Regions from separate parts of the Homo sapiens genome. Here region 2 is linked to region 1. A link is a contact called in ENCODE Hi-C or POLR2A ChIA-PET data. All regions are on one chromosome and are shown on one strand. Each heading gives the region's core, a stretch centred on a gene start or an enhancer-like site at or near the end of the contact. The rest is flanking DNA. Distances are from core to core; before and after follow the strand shown.

What was found. A loop is a pair of places that touch in the nucleus more often than their neighbours do. ChIA-PET counts read pairs that join two places held with the same protein, here RNA polymerase II (POLR2A). Pooled maps may share reads with other maps.
Region 2: a pooled map shows a loop between it and region 1 (2.8-fold over the local background). The contact joins two enhancer-like sites. A Hi-C loop is called at or near these places in 1 of 168 maps with a recorded cell type or tissue (spleen) and 6 of 50 pooled maps. POLR2A ChIA-PET finds 5 or more read pairs at or near these places in 2 of 52 experiments (MCF 10A and activated CD4-positive, alpha-beta T cell).

Annotation. Positions count from the first base shown.
Region 1 is chr2:46,365,164-46,370,782 of GRCh38, forward strand. It overlaps EPAS1 (endothelial PAS domain protein 1), which reads left to right. Exons shown (of 16, transcript NM_001430.5): 7 at 4,664-4,770. Among named protein-coding and RNA genes, the nearest start is that of LINC01820, 26 kb to the right of the region's middle. Within about 2 kb of position 1,691, at least 6 of the 41 ENCODE cell types and tissues checked have a DNase peak (open chromatin) inside an H3K27ac peak, as active enhancers do.
Region 2 is chr2:46,033,283-46,039,390 of GRCh38, forward strand. The region is part of intron 10 of PRKCE (protein kinase C epsilon); the gene reads left to right. Among named protein-coding and RNA genes, the nearest start is that of EPAS1, 260 kb to the right of the region's middle. Within about 2 kb of position 1,413, at least 7 of the 41 ENCODE cell types and tissues checked have a DNase peak (open chromatin) inside an H3K27ac peak, as active enhancers do.

The DNA of each region.
Region 1 (5,619 bases), core at 441-2,940:
GTCAGTTGTAGGAGTCTTCCTGTATCTTAGAAATAAATTATAAAACCAAATTATGTGGATAGGAGCAGTATCACCAGGGGAAGAGGTTTCAAAATTACAGTAAAAATTTCAAATCAACAAAGAGGGTCATACAATTTTTACAGGTAAAGAACTTTAGGGCAACCCTGTTTTGTCATTGCATTTAGGGAACATAGGACATATTAATATCAGGAGTTACAGTTGAATAAAGATGCCTACATTCCAAGTTCTGTGGATAAATTTATGGTGAATTGTTTTTCTACAAAGAAGTTGAGAATAAGTAAAAATGGTGAAAGTGAGGGAAACGTTGAGGATCCTAAAGATAATGTCAGTAAGGAGAACTATAAAGAGCCATAAGTGGTAAAACACACACACAACCTTCCTATGTATACTCTTACCCCTACAGGTACCCTGTAACACTCCACAGACAGGATAGAAATGGATTTCCCGTTAATTACAGAGCTGGTTGTATAGATTTCATATAACCATGTAGTATTTGAGGAAAACACAAGGCTTAAGTACTGTTTAAAGCAAACAAAATCTAGATGAAAATATATTAAAACCAACCGAAGGCACTGAAATCTGAGTTAGTGAACAGCGTACATATTAGTAAGGAAACGCAGTGTCAAAGCTTATAAGCACATATAGAAACCAAAATGAGATAAATCACGGGGTGCTGAGGAGAGGCGATGGGCAGAGTGTGGAAGGAAAGCAAGCCGACTTGAAGTATTTATTAGCAGATACATTCTTTGGAAAACAAATAGGTGGTTACAAAGTACTTAAAACTTTCATCCTCTTAAACAGTTTAAATACTCTCTCACCATCTTGCTTACATGATTAATTTACCTAGCAAATCCTTTACTCGTGTAGGGAACAGGGGTAAAAACTGCAGCCAGATCTTGCGTGACTCCAGGCGGTGGCATCTGAAGTCAGGCACCGTGGCGCTGCACCGCACGTGGACGGGTGCTGGCGATTACATGCGGGGAAGAAGAGCGAGCCTTCTCAGGCCTGTGGGTGGATTTCTTTCTGCCACTTGAGGTGGCAGCACTCACGCTGTAGCCAAGAGAATAATTTTTTTGCGAGCACTCTGCTGTAGGTGGTGTATTTTGAATAGAGCTTCTAAACAGTTTTGAGAGTAAAGAGCAATGAATCATTCATTTTACATTTTGAAGGCACATCTCACTCTGAAGTCCAGTGCTCAGAGAGCTGACCCACGTATTTACTTGGGGTAACACCAACTTCAGAATTTAACAACCCCCTTTAAAGCTGTATTTTCTATTTCCTTTCATCCTTCCTCTGCCTCCTTGTGGCTGACTATCTATCTGCATCTCTCTCCTCACTGCATCCTTGGTCTGCTGTTTTTTGACTTTATTATTAAAAAGTATCCTCTGTTCTTATGTTTGAAATCTGGTGAATTAAGTCCTTGTACATTTCTCTCTTCTCTTAGAACAGCCCTACTGAGTTGACTTTGAAATTTACGGGTGACCTCAAACTGATTTTCTTTTTCCCAGTGAGTCAGGGGTCCTTAATTAGAAAGAAAGAAAAAAAAATAGTTCCCTGGCCCCTGATGGAGAGAGCAGATGAACTTGTGTTATCACAGCCCAGCTCGGAAGGCTTGTCTGGAGCCTGGGGGAAATGAGCGGGGAAGGCCCTTGTGTGCCGTAGGAGCGACCTTATAAACAAGCTCGGTTCATTAACCTCCCCACTGGCGTCTACGTGCCTGCACGTGGGGGCGAATGACCATGAGCTTTAAGTTGGGGTTTCCTGGCTTTGTGAAGTTTGACAACTCAAATGTTCTTCAATTGTGTTTGGGATGTGGTGTATTTCCCAGTTTTTATAGTAGTCTGTTTAAAGGAATGAAGAAAGACATTAAATATTTATTTTAGTTGACAAGATAAATGAAAGCTGCTACTGGGAAGATATCTGGCAGTTCTGAAATCTAGGTTTGTTTTTCCACTTCCAAAACATGCCCATTGTATGCCTTTGAATGGATGATACATTAATTAGATAAACATTTTATTATGAGGCAGATTATAATAAACATCTACTTTGAACATTTTAATTTAAAGATTCTAATCTCGAAAGGAAATTTAATTCCTTCAGAGAGTAGAAAGACATCTTTCCTAGAATGCCAGTAGGCTCATTTTGGAGGGTCTCTAGAAAATTCTAGACCTGCCCAGGAACAGAAGCAGTTTATCTGGCAAGTCAGTGAGCCTGCAGATGGCCAGACCATTGTTAGCAGGGCTTACTCATGCAGTTCTAGTTCCCAGGCTAAGCTTGAAAGTCATCCGACCCAGCAGCGAAGCCATTTGATCGTAGGACCAGCACTGTTCTGTCTCCTTGTTCCCCCCAGTCTCCACCTTTGCCAAGGTGTACTTGGGCGCCAGCCCCAGGGTCAGGTTGCCAGATAATGTATCCATTGCTAATGAGTTCAGAGACCTCTCTGCTCAGGGCCAAGCGACGGGACAGATCCTTCTGCTCTGAGACTGGCTGGCTGGCACAAATGAGCTGCTAGGATCTCACTGGAGAAATCTCCACTGGGCTGAATCAGCTGAGACCTAAGCCTCTCAGCCCTGTTGAGCTGCTCCTTGTTTGACAAAGGCTTTAACCCCCAAATTCTCACCCAAGCAGAGAACTTGCCTCTTCTCTGCCCACTTCAAAACCAGATGACTTACAGAATGAAGAAAGGATGGATAGACTATCATGACAGGTTCTGTGTGTGTGTGTGTGCGCGTGCATGTGTGCGCACACACATTGAGACAGTTAATCATATTATTCTAGAAAAAAAAAGTAGATCCTTAGTGCCCAGGTTCCTTAGCAGTGCTGGGATAAACAGGTGTCTGTTTGTACCGTAGGTTCAAAGAGAAAATCAATCTACTGGTCAGCTGTTGAGGTTTTTACTAAGCACCCGTTATAGAGGAAGCAAAAGGAGAAAGTGGTCCCTGAGTTCAGGGGTTGACAGCCTAGGATGTGAGGAGACAAATGCATAATTTTCTGTAATATTGTGCATACTCCTTAGGACTTCACGAGAGACGTTGTGCTGGAGGAACTGGAGAGGGCTCTGTGGAGAAGATGAGGCTTTAGCTGGTCCTGGAGGTGTCAGGGCTTGGAGAAGAGGGGAGAAGAGAAGGCATAAAGCTTCTGCAGCAAGAATGAGTTTTCCAGGCATAGGGAACTGAGGGGAGAGGGGTCTTCCATGACAGAGGGTACATAACATTTTACAGATGAGTTGAAAATCAAATTGCTCAAAAGATGGAGAGTAGGTTCTGGGGGGACTTGGAAGTTACGCAGCATTTACTGTTGGTGTGGTTGGCAAAAGTGAAAGCTGTAGATACTTAAATAAGAGTATGGCAGGTTGCAAGTAGTATTTTAGGGCAATTTGGTCTGACAGATGTATGCAAGTTGACCTGTTTGGGGGGTGGGTTTAGAGCAGAGACAGGAAATGAGGAGCCACTGCTTCTGCTTTCTGCTTCTGCTTTCCTCTCCGTGTTATTGATCCCCTACAAGGATAAATTATAGGACTGTATCCAGGAGTCATGCCTTCTGAAGTAGAGTTGTAATAATGAGACTGTGGCATCACTTCTAACTTGTGATAGGCCAAGTAAACAAGACAGTGAAGCCATTATTTAAAGTCTGTGAGAGAACCAAGATTTTGAGAGATAATATGGAGGTATTATATAGCCTAGGATAGGACATGATATTGGGTAAAGCGGCCAACCTGGTGGTTCTTAGGCAGGGCTTTGTTTATTTTAGTGATTACAGCACAAAACAAAGGGTCCTAAGAATGTTAAGTGATTCTTCATGGTTCTCCACATTTGCCCTTTCCTCTGCCCACTTCCCATCAAAACCAGATACCTTACAGAATGAAGAAAGGGACACTGAAATGACAGCCAGTGGTGTCATCTGAGCTGCCTATTAGAGTATAATAAGGCACATTTCTATGACTATGATTTAATATTTCTTCCTCTCAGCACCTCCTTGCCTCCCTCGTTTCCTTGAAATGTGAGGCACAAGTAGAAAGTGTCCGAGGGCACCTGAGGTCACAGGCAGGACCTGCAGAAAAGTGAAGGTTTAAGCACAGACGGGTTCTGCCTGCCTGGACTCCCTCTCACGTGCTGGTTGACACAGAGACAAAGGTGGCTCTACCTGGGGCCACATAATTTTCATGTTTCATTTATACTGCCTTCTACTAGAATGAGCTTGATGTAGCAACTGGAGGCCCCAGTTTTCATTCTTGCTCTGTCCCTGGACACCTGTGTAGGCATCGAGCAAATTGTCTGCCCGTCCTGGATGTCTACTCCCTCATCTGCAAAAACTTGGGGTGAGCCCCTTCCAGTGGTTCTTGGAGAACAGACATATGTGTGTACCGGGGTGGTGGGGAGAGGGAGTCCTCAGAACTGGTGCTTTTCTCTCCTCCCAAACATGGCTTCAGGAAGGGCAGGAACAACAGGGGTTTGGTTAAACCTGCAACTGTAGATTGAGCACAGTGTTCTTTTGCTTGGATACATGGTACAACAAGAAAGTCTGGATTGTGTTCATCTGCATGTGTGTGTTTGATTTGCCTTCTGGGGTTAGCTCCTGCCCACATGCTGTGCTAAGTTAATATGGTCTTTCTTCCTTACATGCTGCCTTTTTAAAAACTCAGAATCACAGAACTGATTGGTTACCACCCTGAGGAGCTGCTTGGCCGCTCAGCCTATGAATTCTACCATGCGCTAGACTCCGAGAACATGACCAAGAGTCACCAGAACTGTGAGTTCCAGGAGTGCCCCTTGTGGCTTCCTTGTGTCTGTGGTATGTGGCCTTGAGTGGGGTGTGACTGGTGAGACAGAAGACCAGGTCACTTCCTCCACAGAGCTGCTGTCTTGTGTGGCAGACAAGACTTATGCCCTCAAGATGGTTAGAAAACCAAGGCTGCCACCAGCCTATAGACTCCTTCGTGCAAATTAGAAAAAGGACACTTCCTCCAGGGAGATGCACCCGTGCCAAGGTGCACAGCTGAGGCAGTGGAGGGTGGGTTGAGTCTCAGTCCCCCATACCACCTCCACGGAGTGCCTGTGTGCAGTCAGTGGTTTGCACACCTTGTGGAACAGCACTGTAGAGAGTAAAATAATTCAACATATCATCAACTTGGGTGCATGCTATAGATTCAAGTACATACATTCACAGAAGAGGAGGGCAGGGGGAGTTGAGGAAAGGACACTTGAGTTGGACCTTGAAGGATCGGGGAGGCTTAGGCTGAACAGAGGGGAAAGTATTACGGGTCCAACTTAACACATATGTTGAGGTAGGCCACAGTTCTCAGAGAGCTTGCTTGCTGGATCAAGGGAGCTTTAGAAAAGGCTGTCCAGGCAACCCAGGGATGGCGTATGGAAACTCTGCTTTGCAGTTTGAAAGAAGCCTGAGTTATGTAAGGACTCTGGAAGAGGGCTGCCACATAGAACTTTCTGCAGTGGAAATGTTCTTGAAATGTGGCTAGAGAAACCGAGGAACTGAACTTTATACAATGTAGTTTTAATTAATTTAAATGTAAATATCCACACTTGGCTTGTAGCTACCATATTGGACAGAGAAGTTCTAGAGTGTATCCTTGGCCATGTT
Region 2 (6,108 bases), core at 163-2,662, 330 kb before region 1:
CCTCACTGGGCGTGGTGGTGGGAAGTCCCACCACAGTGGGTGGTTTCCTTGGCATTCATAGCAGAACCCCACACCCTGTCTTCTGATGGCCCTTGGACATGGATCTTGCTGTCTCAGTTGACTATTGCATTGTCCCTCATGGCAGGGTTCTTAAACATTAGTGTTTTTGGATCTCCCAGGGAGCCGGTTAATTGGCAAATTGTAGGTCCCACCCCTTGAGATACAGATTCAATAGGGCTTGGGGATCTGCATTTTAAAATGCAAGGTGGTTATTGGCCACGCTTTGAGAAATACTGCCTGATAGTGGCATAGACACCTACTGTTGGAGAGAGTTGACTTTAGAATCAATCAGCAAATGACTGCCCAAGGCACTGTCCTAAATCTGACTGGATTTGAAAAAGATCTGTAAGCTATGAGCCTTATCCTCAAAAGTGTACGTATGAAATGAGGTAAGCAGTGCAGGATTCGATAGAATCAGATGCCGGGCTGCTGGAGGAGTTCCTAGAAGAATGGAGAGTCAGGGCAACTGGGCATGGGAGGTGGCATTTCACCTGAGCCTGGAGGACTGTAGGATTTGCACTGATGACTCAGAGGGGAAAGAGCATTTCTGATGAGAGGAACAAATTGAGGGGTCACCAGTGTGAGGACAACCTTGAGCTTGGGATTTCAGTCTGAAAGCCTATGTTTCAGTTTAGAGAAAGCCGTAGGCTTTCTAATGTACCTAAAACAGGCACCAAGTCTAGGCAGATGGCCCCAGCCCACTGACAGTGGGTAAGGACATAGCCTTAAGCCATGCTGGAGATGACAACACTCTAGGCTTTTAGAAATTTGGCTCTGAAATAAAGGATGTCTTGGGGCATCCCAAGAGCCAAGACTGCGGTCTGTGAGAGTCCAAACCTGAGTACTTATACCTCAATGTTACTTGTAAAGTAGTTACAGATTTTCCAAGCACTCACTTCCATGTTATCCTTAGATAGGGGCTGTCACCTACCCCATAGGGTTGTAGGGAGGATTAAATGAAATAAATTGGGTAAAGCACTTACCCAACAGCACCAGGCCCATAGCAAGCATTTAATAAATGATAGTGGTGATTAGGGCTCTTCCCCCTACTTTCGTAAGGAGGGGGCTGTGTGCCCGTGTTTGCATATTTGGTATTGTATTCTTCCTTGGTCGGAGTATCTTCCATTCCAACTCCTAATTTTGAAAACATTGCATATAGATCTCTAGCCACCAATCCTTCAAACCTCAAGCAACACCAGAATTGGCTGCTTCCTTCCGAAGATCCTCCCTCCCACATCTAAGGACACCACAGTAACTCAGTCTCTGTCAGCTTCCCCTCCTGTAGCCTTGGGAGCACGCCGAGGCCATGGGCTTAGGAGAGGCAACCTAGCATGCTGGACAGAACCCAGGGCGGGGATCCTGTCTGGGCTCTGCTGCCCAACCACAGGGAGTCCTTTGGCAAATCAACTGCTCTGACCTCCTTTGGAGGCTTGTTGGGAAGATTAGAGATATTATTTCTGGCATAGTGCCATGCACGTATCAGAGGCCAAACAGTAGCCAGATTCATTACTGATGGTATGTTCTGAGGTTTGCACCTTTGCAAACCATTCTGAGACTGCTAGCTTGTTGGCATGCACTGCCTACACCTTAGAGTGATAGCCCTACTATGTGTGGTCTCTGTACATCTTGGTTCTGGGAAGGGGCTACAAATCTGGATTAGACCCAAAGAGTCCCTTCTCGAAAGCAGCCTGTGACCACATGGGTTGTACCTCTGAAGCTGAAGGTCTCACCCTTCCTCTTCCTTCAGACAGGGTCTCCTTTGCTCTGGCTCAGCAAAATCAGAATGACCCTTGATGTCAGGGCTTTCAAGCAGAGCACATTCCCAGCTTCCATCGTCCAGGTGTCCCCATACACCACAGGCCTGCCCATAGCTCATGACACCACACTTCAGGATTTCTTTGATACCTCTAGAGAAACATCAGAATTTTTGAAGCTGGCCTGAAAGGCCAGAGCCTTCTCTGTAGCCTGAAGGATCTGAACTCCTTTCTCATAGAGAAAACAAGGTCCAGGTCTCCTGTGTGAGCAAGAAGCACAAAAGGCCAGGGCTTTGCTTGACTAGACCATACCCCAGGGCAGGCTCTTTTGTGCAGATGCTAACTTGAAACAGGACACTTTGTCCTTCCCAGTCCCTGCCTGCTCCATCCCCACCTCATAACTCCCCTCTTTAGTCCAGGGGGTGCCCTCCCAGACTTAGGGAAGGAGTGTGTGAAATGAAAAACCATTAGAGGTCTCAGCTCAAGGAGGGAATAATATTGTTGTTCGTAAATGTCTGCTGAACATTTGTCATGTATTTGGCATATGCCATATATGTGCGTGTGTATATAGTAGATGGTAAGGTAAATATAAATTACTATATATGGTGTATATGGCACGTTATATATAGTAAGTGTATATACATAAACATAGCCTAACACCATGGAGGCAAACAAGTTATAACAGATATGCATTAATTTAACATCTGTTTATCTTATACCTGCTACATGCAAGGCACAGTCCTAAGTCCTTGAGATCCAGCAGAGAACAAAAGAGCTGGAAACCTGTCCTCATAGAGCTTCAAGTAGTGGCAGAAAGGCAATAACGGATTAAAAAATCCCTGATGTCAGGTGGTGATAACAAATGAGACTGCAAAGCAGGGGAAGGTGGAAGTGCTAGGGAAAAGGTGTTTGTTTGTTGTAATCCAGGGTGGTCTCTGATGAATTACAGTAACATTTAAGCAGAACATGAAAGAAGTGGAGGAGCCGGCCACTCATATGCCTGGGGGAGGAGTGTCCCTGGCAGATCGAGTGGCCCGTGCAAAAGTCCTGTGGCAGGAGTGTGTCTGGGACTTCTAAGGAGCAGTGATGCTCTGCTCATGGTTGGAGACAGAGGGAGTTAAGGGGAAAGTGGGATGAGGTGGGGTCAGAGCGAGAGCAGGCACTCACCTGACCATTCTAGAAAAGAAAGAATAACTAGGCCGGTGTGTGGTGGCTCATGCCTGTAATGCCAGCACTTTGGGAGGCTGAGGCAGGAGGATTGCATGAGGCCAGGAGTTCAAGAACACCCTGGGCCATATAGTGAGACCCCTATTTCCACACACACACAAAATTAATTAAAAAACATTAGCCAGGTATGGTGGTACATACCTGTGGTCCCAGCTACTTGAGAGGCTGAGGTGGGAGGGTCACTAGAGCCCAGGAGGTGGGGACTGCAGTGAGCCATGATCGCGCCACTGCACTCCAGCCTGGGCTACAGAGCAAGACCTTGTCTCAAAAATAAGCTTGGGTATCTGGACAAGGCAGGACATGGCAAGCACACACTAAGGAGCACAGAGCATCCATCTCAAAACTCTCAGAGGGGAGGGAGTGTCCTCTCTGGGCTGGGGTGGTCAAGGAAGGCCTCTTGCAAGAGGTAGGACTTGAGCTGATGAGAAGGACACTGCAAGCCCGGCGGACACTTGAGATGTTCCTGGTGGGAGAAAGGTGAACAAACCTCAGTGGAGAGTTTGTGTAGGGGCCTAGTGGAAGATAATGCAGAAGAGAGATGTCGGGGCTATGTGTAGAGGGCCTCAAGTGACAGAGAAAGTTGTAAAACCAGTGGAAGCCTGGCTGTCCCCCATCCTCTTCTCCCAGTCAGCTACCTTGGCCCAGGCCCTGGTAGATGCTGACTCTCAGAAGCTCCCAGCAGCTGCCAGGACGGACCCTCCTCCTCGCCTGCCTTCCCACAGCTGGCGTCCAGGACACTTGGGTTCAGCCCCTTCATTTGCTGACTCAGATTTTCCTGTACCCATTCCAGTGATGACTATCACTCTGCCAGGGCCCCCTCCCAGCCACAGACACCCTCCCCAGACATAAGTCTCTGCGGTCTGCAGGAATTCTCTTTCCGCCTTTCTGGAACCACTGGAATCCCACAGACTGGGGTGGACAGCTATTCTTATGAAAAGTGTGGCTCCATTTCTGGACTAAACAGGCGTACTGGCGCTGAAGATAAGGATCCCAAACTCCAAGTCAGGCCTATCTGCAAGCAAAGTCTCAGCCTCGCTCACCTCTTCCCTTCTTCCATCAGTCATTAGCCCTGTGTGAGAAAGCAGGGGTGCATTGTTACCATATGACATGGCAAAAAGGGATTACCTGCTAATGCCATTTGGTTTAGTGATGCCTTGTTACATAAACTACTCTGGAGGAGTTCAAATATCCCTCAGGCGAACGCTTCCATCCCCAGGTTGGTAACACTATAGCTGAGTATTGTTTTATTTGCCATTTTTCAAAAGAGGGAGAAACATACCCAAGCCATTATCCAGCCTACCAATAATACATTTCAAGAAAACAACCGCAACTCCCAATCCTTTCTTCTGAGGGCAGGATGTTGTAGGGCTATTGTTCCTTCTCAGGCCACTCTTCAACCTACAGAAACTGGTCTGGGCTACAGTCAGATTACAGGGGGTATCAGGAGGCCTTTGAGAGTCAGGAAGAAAGTCTTACAGACAGAAGCCCAGCTCTAGCAAAGAGGGAAAGATCACTGCCTTTGAAGCTGGATACATATGTGGCCTTTAATTTGAGTGCTGGTTGGTTGTCGTTGGGCAAATGACTGAAACTCCTTGATGCTTATTTTCTTTATCTTAAAAACATAAAAAATAAATGAGGATAAGATGATGATGACCATCATAGGGTTGTTTTAACGCTGGGATGCAGTGATGTGTGTGCAAGCTCCTGGCACAGCAACTTAATACCAGTCTCCTCTGTCCTGTCTTGCATCTGCTGAGGATGAAGAAGGAGAGCAGTTGAGTGTGGCCCTGCCTGGCTGGGGGCCCTTCCTCTATAGTTATCTTCTTTATAAGCCATTTATAGTCTTGGTATAATTTTAAGGAAAAAAAATCAAGGCGCTACTTTGCATTTAAAATTCATTTTTGAAACATACTGGCAGCAAACGCCACACTATTGCAGTTAGGGAAGACAGGAGAGCAAATGTCAGGTCTTGGCAAAGTGGGGTGGGGAATTTTTTGAGTGTGACATTTGAATAAAGAAATCTAAACTAGGAAAAAAAAAAGTTTTCCCCGATCTTATCATGGTACAATGAAGAGTTGTATAAAAACTGTTTGTCCCTGCTGCATGTTTACTTACCCATGGGCAGGATATCTCACGGGCCAAAAGTTCAAACTACTGCTAGCTCCCAAGCAATGTGTGAACTTAAAATGAACTGGCTTCAGAAGAGGCTCGAAAAATGATTTGATCCACAAAGGTTCTCACCTCCCAAATGTTCTACCAATACTTGTCATGGTCTTTGGTGTAGTATTAAATATATACAATGATGGAATTAAGGCATAGTAACAACTTCACACACACACACACACACACACACACACACACACACACACACACACACACATTTTCCAGATATTTCCTTGCGAATGACCATCTTATTCCATTACATCAAGCATCTAGGCTTAGCCATGCTTTATAATGATAAAACGGAGCTCTTCTACCAACTCCAAACAGAGGAATGACAGAAGATTTAGCATGTTTTTCTTAATGTTGATTGAGTTTTCCTACTTATTGCTGTAGCAACTATGAACATCTTCAGGTTGGGAATCAGACCTTACCAATAAACATTTGAAGCGCCAATATAGTTCCTGGCTGAAAATGTCTTTTAGATGTAATTTATCTAGTTCCTTAGGTATCTGAGATACTGTTAAAATGCAATTTAGCGTGGTAGTAAGAATACGGCTTTAATGGCTAACGTAGTTGAGACCCCACCTCTGCTCAAACTAGCTGGGCAATTTTGGTCAATCTACTTCTCTGTGTTTCGGATTCTTGATCTGCAAAATAAGATAATAGTAATGAATAGACTAATTTTCAGGATTAAATGAGTGGATGCAATGTTAAGTCCTTTACATGACACACATGATTTGCTATGCTTTTAATTATGATTCTCTTCAGGTTTACCATCTCTTGCTCACCTGCTTCCCACCCAGTTTCTCTGTCTCTCTCACATCTTCCTCCAGTGAGAGCATTCGTTCCAGGGAGCTTGGAAGCCAGCTGTCAGTTCTCTGCCATAATCTTTTCACAATGGCAT